2 separate regions of the Homo sapiens genome follow, and region 1 is linked to region 2. A link is a loop called in an ENCODE intact Hi-C map of the cell type or tissue named here. Cell type or tissue: B cell. All regions are shown on one strand. Links, peaks and the distances in the headings refer to the core of each region. The heading gives the core; the rest is flanking DNA.

Region 1 (5,380 bases), core at 112-5,111, 490 kb before region 2:
AAAAAAATTTCTTTTTCTGCCTTAAGTTCATTGTTTACCCAAAAGTCATTCAGGAGCACGTTTTTTAGTTTCCACGTATTTGTACAGTTTTGAGAGTTCCTTATGGTATTGATTTTTAATTTTATTACACTGTGGTCCAAGAAGATACTTGATATGGTTTTGATTTTTTAAAAAATTTATTGAAATGTGCTTTATGGCAAAGCATCTGGTCAATTTTGTTTGATGTGCAGATGAGAAAAATGTATATTCTGCAGGTGCTGGGTAGCATGTTCTATAAATGTTTATTATTTCCATTTGATCAGGTCTAGCTTAAGTTCAGAGTTTCTTTGTTGACTTTCTGCCTCAGTTACCTGTCTACTGTTGTCAGTGGGGTGTTGTAGCCCCCCACTATTATGGTATTGCTGTCATTCTCTTCTTTTAGGTGTAGTTGTATTTGTTTTATGAATGTGGGTGCTTTGGTGCTTGCACACGTATTTCCAAAATTTATGTCCTCTTGTATTGAATGCATTCTTATGATATAATGCCCTTCATTGTCTCTTTTTCTAAAACTGTTGTTAGCTTAAAGTCTGTTTTATCTGATATAAGAATGGCTACTCCTGCTCACATTTGTTTTCCATTGCATGATATATATTTTTCCACCCATTTACTTTGAGTCTGTAGGTGTCTTTAGCCGTTAGGTGGGTCTCTTGTAGGCAGCAGATGGCTGGGTCTTGTTTTTTTATCCAGTTTGCCAGTCCATGTCTTTTAAATGGAACATTTAGGCCATTTATGTTCAACATTAATATTGGTATTTGAAGTGTTATTCCTGTCATAGTGTTGTTAGCTGGTTTATTTGTAGTCTCAGTTGTGTAATTGCTTTATACAGTGAGCTTTGTCTACTTATGTATGCTGTTATGATGGTGAGTATCATCCTTTTGTTTCCATTTTTATAACTCCTTTGAGAATTTTTTTGTAGGATTTGTCTAGTAGTGGCAAATTCCCTCAGCATTGGCTTATCTGGGAAAGGCTTTATTTCTCCTTCATTTTTGAAGCTTAGTTTGGCAGAATATAAAATTCTTGACTTACGTTTCTTTTTTCTTAAAGGAGGCTAAAAATAGACCCCCAGTCTCTTCTGACTTGTAAGGTTTCTGCTGAGAAGTCCACTGTTAGTCTAATGGGATTTCCATTATAGGTGATTTGACACTTCTATCTAACTGCTTTTGAAATTTGTTCTTTCATGTTGACCTTGAATTAATCTGATGACCATTCTTTGGTGAATGTGCATCTTCTGTAGTATCTCTAATGGGTTCTCTGAATTTCTTGTATCTGCATATCTACATCTCTAGCAAGTTTGGGGAAATTTTCCTGAATTATTTCCCTTAAATATGTTTCCAAACTTATTTTTTTTCTTCTCCCTCAGGAATACCTATAAGTCCTAGGTTTAAATAATCTTACATTTCTCAAAGGCTTTATTCTTTTTTAAAAAATTGTTGTTTCTTCTTATCTGGGCTAATTCAAAAGACTAGTCTTCAAGCTCTGAAATTCTTCTGCTTGGTCTACTCTATTGTTGAAGCTTTCAACTGTTTTTTGAAATTCCTTTAGTGAACTTTTCATTTCCAAAAGTTGTTGTTGTTGTTTTGTTTGTTTTTAATATATCTATCTCATCTTTCATCTCCAGAATTACTCTTCTGGTTTTTTTGTGTTGGTTTTCAACTTTCTCTTGGCTCTCATTGAGCTTCCTTACACTTCATATCTTGAATTCTTTATCTGTCATTTCAAAGTTTTCATTGTGGTTAGGAGCCATTGCTAGAGGGCTAATGTGGATGTCACAACATTGTTTCTTCATGGAGCTGGAGTTCTTGTGTTGGTTTCTTCTCATCTGTAGAAGCGGTCACTACTTATTTTTGAATTTACTTTCATTTGCTTGGTATTTTTTCTTCCCTCCCCCACCTTGAGGATGTGACTGTTCTGTATGTTGGTTAAGTTCCTTTGTCTTGGCTTCTCTGTAGTTTTAGGGGGCCAAGGCTTTTATGAATTACTTGGTTATAGATAGCTTTAGTGTAGTGGTTTTCTCAAATGCTAGTTGTTTGTAGGTTGTAGTAACAGTGTGCTGGACCAGTGGTCAGACTCACTGTCTCCTACAGAGAAATGGGGAGGTGGAGGTTTCAGGAGGCTTATCTCATCCCCCACCGCTGTATACTGTCAGCAGGAATTACTTTGAGTTATGCAGTTCACCCTACAGGCCAGTAGGTGGCGCTTGCAGTTGAGAGGCAGTTGCAATAATAGCAGTGGAATTTTTGGCCTTTGTTGATGTGGGGAAATACCAGGGTTTCCCTGGCCATGGGCGGGATTCCCAGGGATCCCGTCCTGCACTCTGCCACCACCCTGGCTGGGGGCGGCAGAGCTGGGTATGGCTGGGTCTGGCAAGCCCGTGACCAGGCTCTCCAGGGCAGGTACAAGCACCAACCTTGGCGGGGGTCTAGGGACACCTCTCAGGCCACTGGGACAACCCTCTAGTGTGCAGCACAGTTGCCTTTCCTGCGCAACAGAGTCTCTTCAGTAGGAGGAGCAACTGGGATGCTTAGCCCAGCAGGTAGCCCTGGAGACTGCCAGCTCACACTCCCCCAACCCTGTGGTTCTCCCTCCAGCATCCAGCCCTAGCAACTGGCCCAACCAGCTAGGCTTCTCCCAAGTCATCCGCACTGCCCTGAGCTCCTGGTACTCAGGACCTCAGGACTCCCTGCAACGGAAACCAAGGCTATCAGGCCACACCCTTCTGGGTCTGGTCTCACTAAGGGTGGGGCACCCGGCTCCCATGCCACCCCTTGAACCTGCGCCACACTCTTTGCTGTGTTCAGACAGTGGGGGCTCCTCCAGTATTTGAAATCAGGCCACAAGTCTCATCTCCATAGCCCTGGGCAGTGTGCTGCGTCCTGGGGAGCTGAGACCAGGCCTCAGGGTCAAGCCTCAGCTGTGGTGGGGGACACTGAACTGCTCCCAGGCTAACAACAAAACACTTCAGGTGGGACAATGCAGGCTATTAAGCACATTTTTTTTAAGTAGGTTTGAGTCACTATAATTGAACAGGATTATTATGCGTGTTCTCTTTATGGTGAGTAGAGCCATATAATCATGTGTAGTGCTTCAGTTATCCCTTATATCAAGAAATAATATCATTAATTTAAAACAGAACTAAAAATAATGGCAGAATTACATTCCTTTTTGGTGAGATTAATTTAGCCTACCCTGGTTGGTTATGCCCTAGTCTGAAGTAAATGTAATTTACCCCAAACCTCCAGGCTTCAGGGTCTGCCCAATTTGAGGCCTTCAGGGCCACATGGAATCAAAAGCCTTTTTGTGTGAAGCCTTGGAGCCCACCTGGTACACGCTGGGTAGTGGGTTGCAGTGGAGAAGAAAGGCAAGCAGAGCCAGGGCGGGGAGCCCTGGTTAGATCCTGGCTCCAGTACTTTCCACCTCTGTGACATCGGGCAAGCTTTCTGCCTTCCAGAAATAGCTCCACCTCCTGTCAAAGGGGCAGAGACATGTGCGTGGAGTTAAGGCTTCCTTTGCCTTCCTGGCACAGCAGTCTTCCTGCTTTCTCCTCAAGGCCCCTCGGAGGCCAGGTAGGGTAGGGTAGGTCACCCAGAACAGGATTTCATCCACATGCACAACCTCATATCACGTCTTCGGGACCTTTTGCCTGCTTTGATAATTTCTCTTACCCTGTGAATGCCTCCACTTGGCCCTGTGATTACAACCTGGCTTCTCCAAAACATTTACCACGAGTATTTACCAGAGTTACTAAAAACTCCATTTTACATTACATCCTAAAAGAGCTTTTGAACTAAAAAGTATGCTAGATCATAATTAAGCACTGGGATGAAACTGGTCGCAAGAGCTGCTGGCCCAGAAGCCCTCAGATGTCTCGGTTTCTGTGTGAAGGTCTCAGGGTAGGTGTGGATCTCGGGTACTGTGGGTCAGTGTGTGCACCCTGGAGGCTGGGCCGTCTGTCCAGGGACATCTTATGCTGCAGAGGGCTCGAAGAGGACAAAGAGAGTGCCCCATTTGCTATTTTTACAAGGCGATTACTGCTGAGCCTTGAGCAAAGACTCACAGCCAGTCAGGAGGTCTTTTGGATGCAGTCATGAGATTCCCTGAGCCTGTAAGTTATCCAAGAGCAAGGTCTAAGACTGTGGCAGGAAGCAAGAGTGAGGGTCTGTGCTAAGATTGACAGCAAGGAGGGGCCTGAATGACTCCCACACACACAACAACCCCGTGGGGGCCACTGAGACAAAAAACCAGGTGCCCCAGAGTGGAGTTTGGGGCCGTGGAGATATAATGATCTACCTTCAACTCCAATTGTTCTTAAACTTCTTCCTTTAAGTTTGCAAAAAAAATTAAGCTCTTGCTTTTTTGTCTATGCAGTGAATATGTAAAAAGTGACAACAGAAAGTCTGGGAACAGTGGAACCTTCTATTAGCACTTCAGGGCTTTTATAACGGGATTCAGTGCCAAGCCAGCCAGAGGCCTGGGTAGCTTTGCAAACCATTCCTCCCCCAACTAACTCTAAAAAGACAGAGTTTCATGCTGTTGACATAATTATGCCCTCTTTAATATTGCCGTTTTATTTTTAAAAACAATTTGCTATTTAGGGGCTTTTTTGCAGTAGAGAGAAAGAAATTGAGGATTTGAGGGGTGGCTTTTCTGACTGAATTGTTCCTGCTGCATCTTAACTGGTCATGAGGTTTGCTTTCTCAGAACTGAAATCCTGAGTTGGAAGCAGCTTTCAGGGTCCTGCCCCTGCACCCTTCGGTGGTTGTCCACAGGCCTTCAGCTGGAGCCTGCCTTGTTCCCAGATCCACGGTGGATCCAAGCACGTCCCAGGGAGGGCACGTGTCAGGGGCCAGGATCTTTTCAAGAGGGTATCTCATTAATCCATGTCATAGCAACACTATGAGGCTGGTGCTGCTTACAGATTTCCATTTTACAGATGAGGAAACTGAGGCACAGAGAGGCTGGATAGCTCAGCCATGTTCCCACAGCTAGTTACTGATGAAGCATGGTTATGGCCAAGTCTGTTTCTAAGTTCCTCTTTGGAACCACCACCCCAGGCCAAGATAGGTCATAACTAATGTAGAACTTCCATACATTGATTAAGCAGTGTTTTGCTTACATTACTGATTCTCAGAGCAGTTCCCCACAGCTTGGATGAGGAAAGCAAGTCTTAGATTGCTAATTACCTATCCGAGGTCACAAAGCCAGTAGGAGGCTAAGCCGGGATAGAACTCAGATAGAACTTGTGGGTCTCAGCTTCTCACCTTTCCTGGTGTTACCAGATTCTTATATTCCCTAAACAAGTCATACCTTGGAAATTAACTGCCTGTGGTAACAATCTCCGCTC
Region 2 (5,380 bases), core at 157-5,156:
AACAAAGATAATTGTTTAGCTATACTGAGCTTCAATAATTTTTGTTGAACCCAATGACTATTTTGGATTCTTTCTATTTCCTAAACTAGTCTCAAGTTATAATAAGTTAGGAACTGCAGTAGAAACTGCGTTAACATTTTGAGTTCCTGAACTCTAAATGCCATTTAGTAACTGGGCATGCCTACCAAATTCAAAAATAATTTTAATAAGAAAACTCAGGCAACAATTTCATTTTTAGTGATTTGTTCCAAAAGAATGCATGGATAAGTGTACAAACATATATGTAGAGGCTGTTTTTGCTATATTGTTTACAACAAGAAAAGTATTCAGGGCTTGGGCAATATAAACTTGTTATAGATTTGGTGGGATACATCTAGCCATTAAAAAGATTTTAATATGCAAAAATATCTAGTGCATATTTCAATCTTACATACACACATACACTCCACCTATCCATGCACACACAATACACTTGTACATATATGTTGCACACATTCATAAATGCATGAGGGGAAGAGTCTAAAAAGAAATCAAACTTTTAATATTGGGATTGAAAATGAAAGAGATATTTTACTTTCTACACTTCAAAAATATCTGAATTATTTTCATAATGAACACTTTTGGAAAAAAGTTATTTGTGGAGCTTCAATGTTACTATTAAAGGTGAGCATAAATACTGAGCATAACCATTGGCTCACCAAACCTCTGTAAATTCACATAACACTTCAAGAAAATGATAGCCATAAGTTTAAGAACTTTTTAAGAATGTTTACATATTCTGACCCCAGAATCCTTTTGAAGGAATGTCACTTAAGTAAATAATTTCAAATCAAGAAAGAGTCATATAAAGAATATGGAAACAATTTACATATGTAACCTAAGTGAATGAGGCAGTTACAGTACATCTACACAAATAGAAGCTATGATAAGCTCATAAAAACATGTACCCATAATTATGTGGTAATGTTATAGTGGTAAAAATGTTCTGTGTAGTGTGATCATAGCTATGTAAATATACAAAAGCAAGATTAGAAGTGTGTATGACAGATGGAAATATGCCAAAATGTTAATAATGGTTATGAATAAGAGTTTGGTTATATTGTCATTGTTATTAATATTTCTATACTTTTTCTTTAATGATCAGATTCAGTTCTACAATAAAAATAAAAACTACTATTTTTAAGCTATTAGCACAATCACTACCAATATAAAAAACACAGAGCATGTCAGATGACTTAGTAACCATAAAACAAAATCAACTAATGAAGGAAATTTTTAAAACTTTTGCCCTGTAGAAAAATTGGTGATTCCAATGCTGAAGCCACTTGAACTAGAGAGTAAATGGCCTTGACCCTTGCCTGAAATACGGTTTTTGGGCCGGGTGTGGTGGCTGACACCTTAATCCCAGCACTTTGGGAGGCCGAGGCAGGCGGATCACTTGAGGTCAGGAGTTTCAGACCAGCCTGGCCAACATGGCGAAACCCCCATCTCTACTAAAAATACAAAAAATTAGCCAGGCATGGTGGTGTGCACCTGTAATTCCTGCTACTCAGGAGGCTGATGCAGGAGAATCACTTGAACCCGGGAGGCAGAGGTTGCAGTGAGCCGAGATCACGCCACTGCACTTCAGCCTGGGTGACAGAGTGAGACTCTTGTCTCAAAAAAAAAAAAAAAAAAAAAATGGCTTTCACTGAAAAGGCAGGGGTATAGCAGTGTTTCCCAGCCATGATTAAGTGCCACCAATCATTAAAAAGGACCCTAAAGATACTATCATAAAGCCATTTCTCTTCAAGAAACTTTAAGATGAAAAAAATTCAAGAAGAGACATATTTGCTTTCAATAGGATGGCTCTCTGTACCTTACTTGGCACAAAGTAGGCGCATGTGCTCCTATGCAAATGACATCATATTGTTTATATTCTCCTGTACTTTGCTTTGTAGCTCAAGCAGTATTGTGGAAACTACATAATAATTTGTTTAGAGATTCATATGTATGTATCAAAACTAGAAAGAAAAGTAAGCAAAAGAAAGGCATAAAGTCTAATGAGTATAGCTTCTGAGCTGGGGAAGCAGAAGGCATGGGCAATGAGATTGGGGCCACACACATGGCTGAAAAGATTTGAGTAAGATTCTGTATGTTACTAGGTGGGGGATACACAGGAGTTTACTTACGTTATTTGATATGTTATATGTGACACTATATCTTTCTGTGTCTATAAATATTTTATAAATAAAAATGAAAAACATTTCTTTGTGTTAACAGGTTAAGATTCCGTTAAAAATTGAAAGCGAATCAAAAGAAGAAACTTTGCAACCTTGGAGGCCCTCTAGTGCCCAAATCAGGTAAGTACAGTTAATATCTTCAATTCTTTTATATGATTCGCTCAAAATATCATTTGCTTAAAAACAGAAATTAACAGCAAGATGAGGCAGGAATGCTATATGCCCAAATTTATTGAAGTTAAGTGGTTCATTTTTACACCAAATCTTTAAAATGTTGCCATACTGCTCTTCACTCTCTTTGAAGAAATGACCCCAAATAATATGTTTTGATTCTTTAGAAAGAATATTTCATACAACATTTCAAAATTTAGATATACGTATCAAAGAAGAAACAATCCTAAATTGTTGTGCCTGAATATTTTAAATTAGCTTTCTTCCTATATCCTTCCTTTAGATTTTTAGAATTATTATGTGTAGTAGCAATGATTTCCTTGCAGAATGTATGGAAGAATCCAGCCCACTGACTCCTTCCTCAGGACGAAGCACAGCACGACAGCCTTCAAGTTCCTATGTGTAAAAGTGATTCCTCTCGGCTGGGCGCGGTGGTTCACTCCTGTAATCCCAGCACTTTGGGAAGCCGAGGCGGGCGGATCACAGGGTCAGGAGATCGAGACCATCCTGGCTAACACAGTGAAACCCCCTCTCTACTAAAAATAGAAAAAATTAGCAGGGCGTGATGGCAGGCGCCTGTAGTCCCAGCTACTGGGAGGATGAGGCAGGAGAATGGCGTGAATCCAGGAGGCGGTGTCTGCAGTGAGCCGAGATTGCACCACCGCACTCCAGCCTGGGCGACTGAGCGAGACTCCGTCTCAAAAAAAAAAAAAAAAAAAAGTGATTCCTCTCTGTTAGTGATCTGCCGCGTCTCAGATACTTTACAAACATTATTGATCCCCCCACGATCACCTTGCTTGGTGGCATTTTTTTTCTCACAAGTTTCAGATGAAGAAACTGAAGTCACAGAGATAAAGTGACTTGCTCAAGGGCCCCAAGTGAGTCAATCCCCAAAATCTCCTTTGTGACAAACCACATTTCTTTTAGGAAGCAGGTATCTTTCTTCTTCAGCAATGTTCAATAAAAGCCACGTTTAAATTCCTTCATTTATGGTAAAGTCCATCATCATGTTTCATCCTTAGTAATAAAACAAGTGAAATAATCATGAATGGAACTCACCGACTTGTGTTTGTATAAAGAGGCTTAGAGTACCGCTGCTTGGCTAGCGATGCGATGTCTCCCAAGGGGTTGTCAACATCATCAGCATTTGTAGACTGCACATGACCACTGTTAGAATGGAAAGGAAAGAAGGCATATATTTCTGTATAAGAAACATAGAAGAAACCATTGAACAGTATTCTAACTTCCAAAGGAAATTTATTTGCCAAAGTAGATCAAAGGCTCAAAATGCAAAATGTAAAGCATAATGATAGAACAATTTTCCTTAAAAAATATAAAGATAATTTTCTCTTCTTCAGAATGAGCGGTGGCATGCTCCTTGATCTTAAGTTTGAGCCAGAGTGACAGTAAGGGCTGTTTTGTGTTTCTGAACAAAGAAGCGGGCTGTTCCTGCAGCCCCAGCACAACTCCTTTGGAGACCGGCTGGAGGCTGGGCAAGGAAGAGGCTGGTGTGTGCCAGAGATTATAAGGCTCCTGGTGAATGGAAACCCTCACAGGTGCAGAGGAGCTTGGGCAACAAGCCACGTGCCCCTGGGCCTGAGAGAAAGTTGAGAGGCTGAGTTAATGCCAATCAGAGAGTTTCAAGGACTTCTGGGGCCACTGGTAGAAACACTAGTCAACTGCAGAACTGAAGAGGCCGAGTAATGAGAGGGGTGGGCCAGGACTAAAGGTCCAGATCCCTCCTCCATATTCTTGGATCTACTTTGTTTTGTTTCAAGGTTCTTCTTCCATCTAAAAACCAGGAGAAGACCCCAACTGGCAGATAATGTACTTTTTTTTGCCATCCATGGAAAGCCGGCATTAAATGTAGAAATTAAGAGGTGATATTTCCATGCTGTTAATGAGCATCTCATCCCTTCTGCAATTATAACAGTTTTTGTGATTCATAACACTCAATAGTGGTAGCATCCAAGGTATTTTATTTCAAAAGGTAATGTATTTGGAAAAACAGAAAAATACCACTCTTTCTCTCTTTCTTTCCTTCCTTCCTTCTTTGTTTCTTTCTTTTCTTTCTTTCTTTCATCAAAATCAAACCTTAGATGGGACTTCTGACATTAAACAGGCACTGTGTGCCACACAAACATTAGAAATGTGTTACAATATATAAGTTGTCTTAAAAAGTGAATACAACATGCGTGAGCTGAAAGCAACTACAACCAAAATATAAATCTAAAATTTTTTTACAAGACTGAGAAACATTACTTACGTATAGAGAGGAATATATTTACTTCTAGAACTTGAACTCACACTTCAAAAAAGAGAAGAGAGGCAACTGGGTTATTTATATTAAGTTAATAAACATCAAATTATTACAGTATTTCTCTAATTAAGACAAAAGCCTTCACAGATATCTCATAGGAATTGTCCTTTAAAGGTTTGTGATTTTAAACAGAGACTATTTAAGGATGTAGTTTGCTTTCTCCAGAATGTCAAATAAATGGAATCATATAATAAATTTTTGGGTCTGGCTGCTTTCAAAATGTATTTCAGATTCATTTATATTGTTGTGTGTTGTGTTTGTTCTTTTTCATTGCTGAGTAGTATTCCATTGTATGGGCATACTCTAGTATCTTTATCTATTTACCTGCTGAAGGGCATCTTGGTTGTTTCTGGGTTTTGGAGATCATGAATAAAGCTGTTATAAACGTTCACATATAGGTCTTTGTGTGAGCTCTTGGAAGGAACATTTACGTACAGGAGGCTTCCACTGTGAATAGTATGCTGAAGAATTCTGAGATGTGGCAGTGCTGACTAACCCACATAGCTTTTCATTTGCCAGCTGACTTATAATCAACAAATTAAGTGGATCTATGTAAACTGGAATAAAAAAATTATCATCTCCCTGAGCTATTTGCCATTTTACCACATGATATGTAAATTAAAAATACCAATATACCAATAAAGTTTTAGAACTAACATTCACATGT

Evidence for each region. A loop is a pair of places that touch in the nucleus more often than their neighbours do. Peaks named below come from ENCODE experiments on the same cell type or tissue, not always from the same donor. Only the 100,000 strongest peaks of a DNase experiment are listed, where the experiment ranks them.
Region 1: it touches region 2 in a loop (16-fold over the local background); 7 of 110 quality-filtered maps call a loop at or near these places.

The regions. Positions count from the first base shown.
Region 1 is chr7:50,629,946-50,635,325 of GRCh38, reverse strand. The region is part of intron 7 of GRB10 (growth factor receptor bound protein 10); the gene reads left to right. Among named protein-coding and RNA genes, the nearest start is that of DDC, 67 kb to the right of the region's middle. In B cell, for the core only: CTCF peaks have their summits at 2,006 and 2,221 (motif pointing right); a DNase peak (open chromatin) is centred at 2,245.
Region 2 is chr7:50,139,461-50,144,840 of GRCh38, reverse strand. SPMIP7 (sperm microtubule inner protein 7) reads right to left here. Exons shown (of 9, transcript NM_001161834.3): 6 at 4,660-4,701; 7 at 3,453-3,560. Among named protein-coding and RNA genes, the nearest start is that of SPMIP7, 46 kb to the right of the region's middle. In B cell, for the core only: CTCF peaks have their summits at 2,118 and 2,319 (motif pointing left); DNase peaks (open chromatin) are centred at 2,020, 2,320 and 3,480; H3K4me3 peaks cover 541 bases; H3K27ac peaks cover 1,244 bases.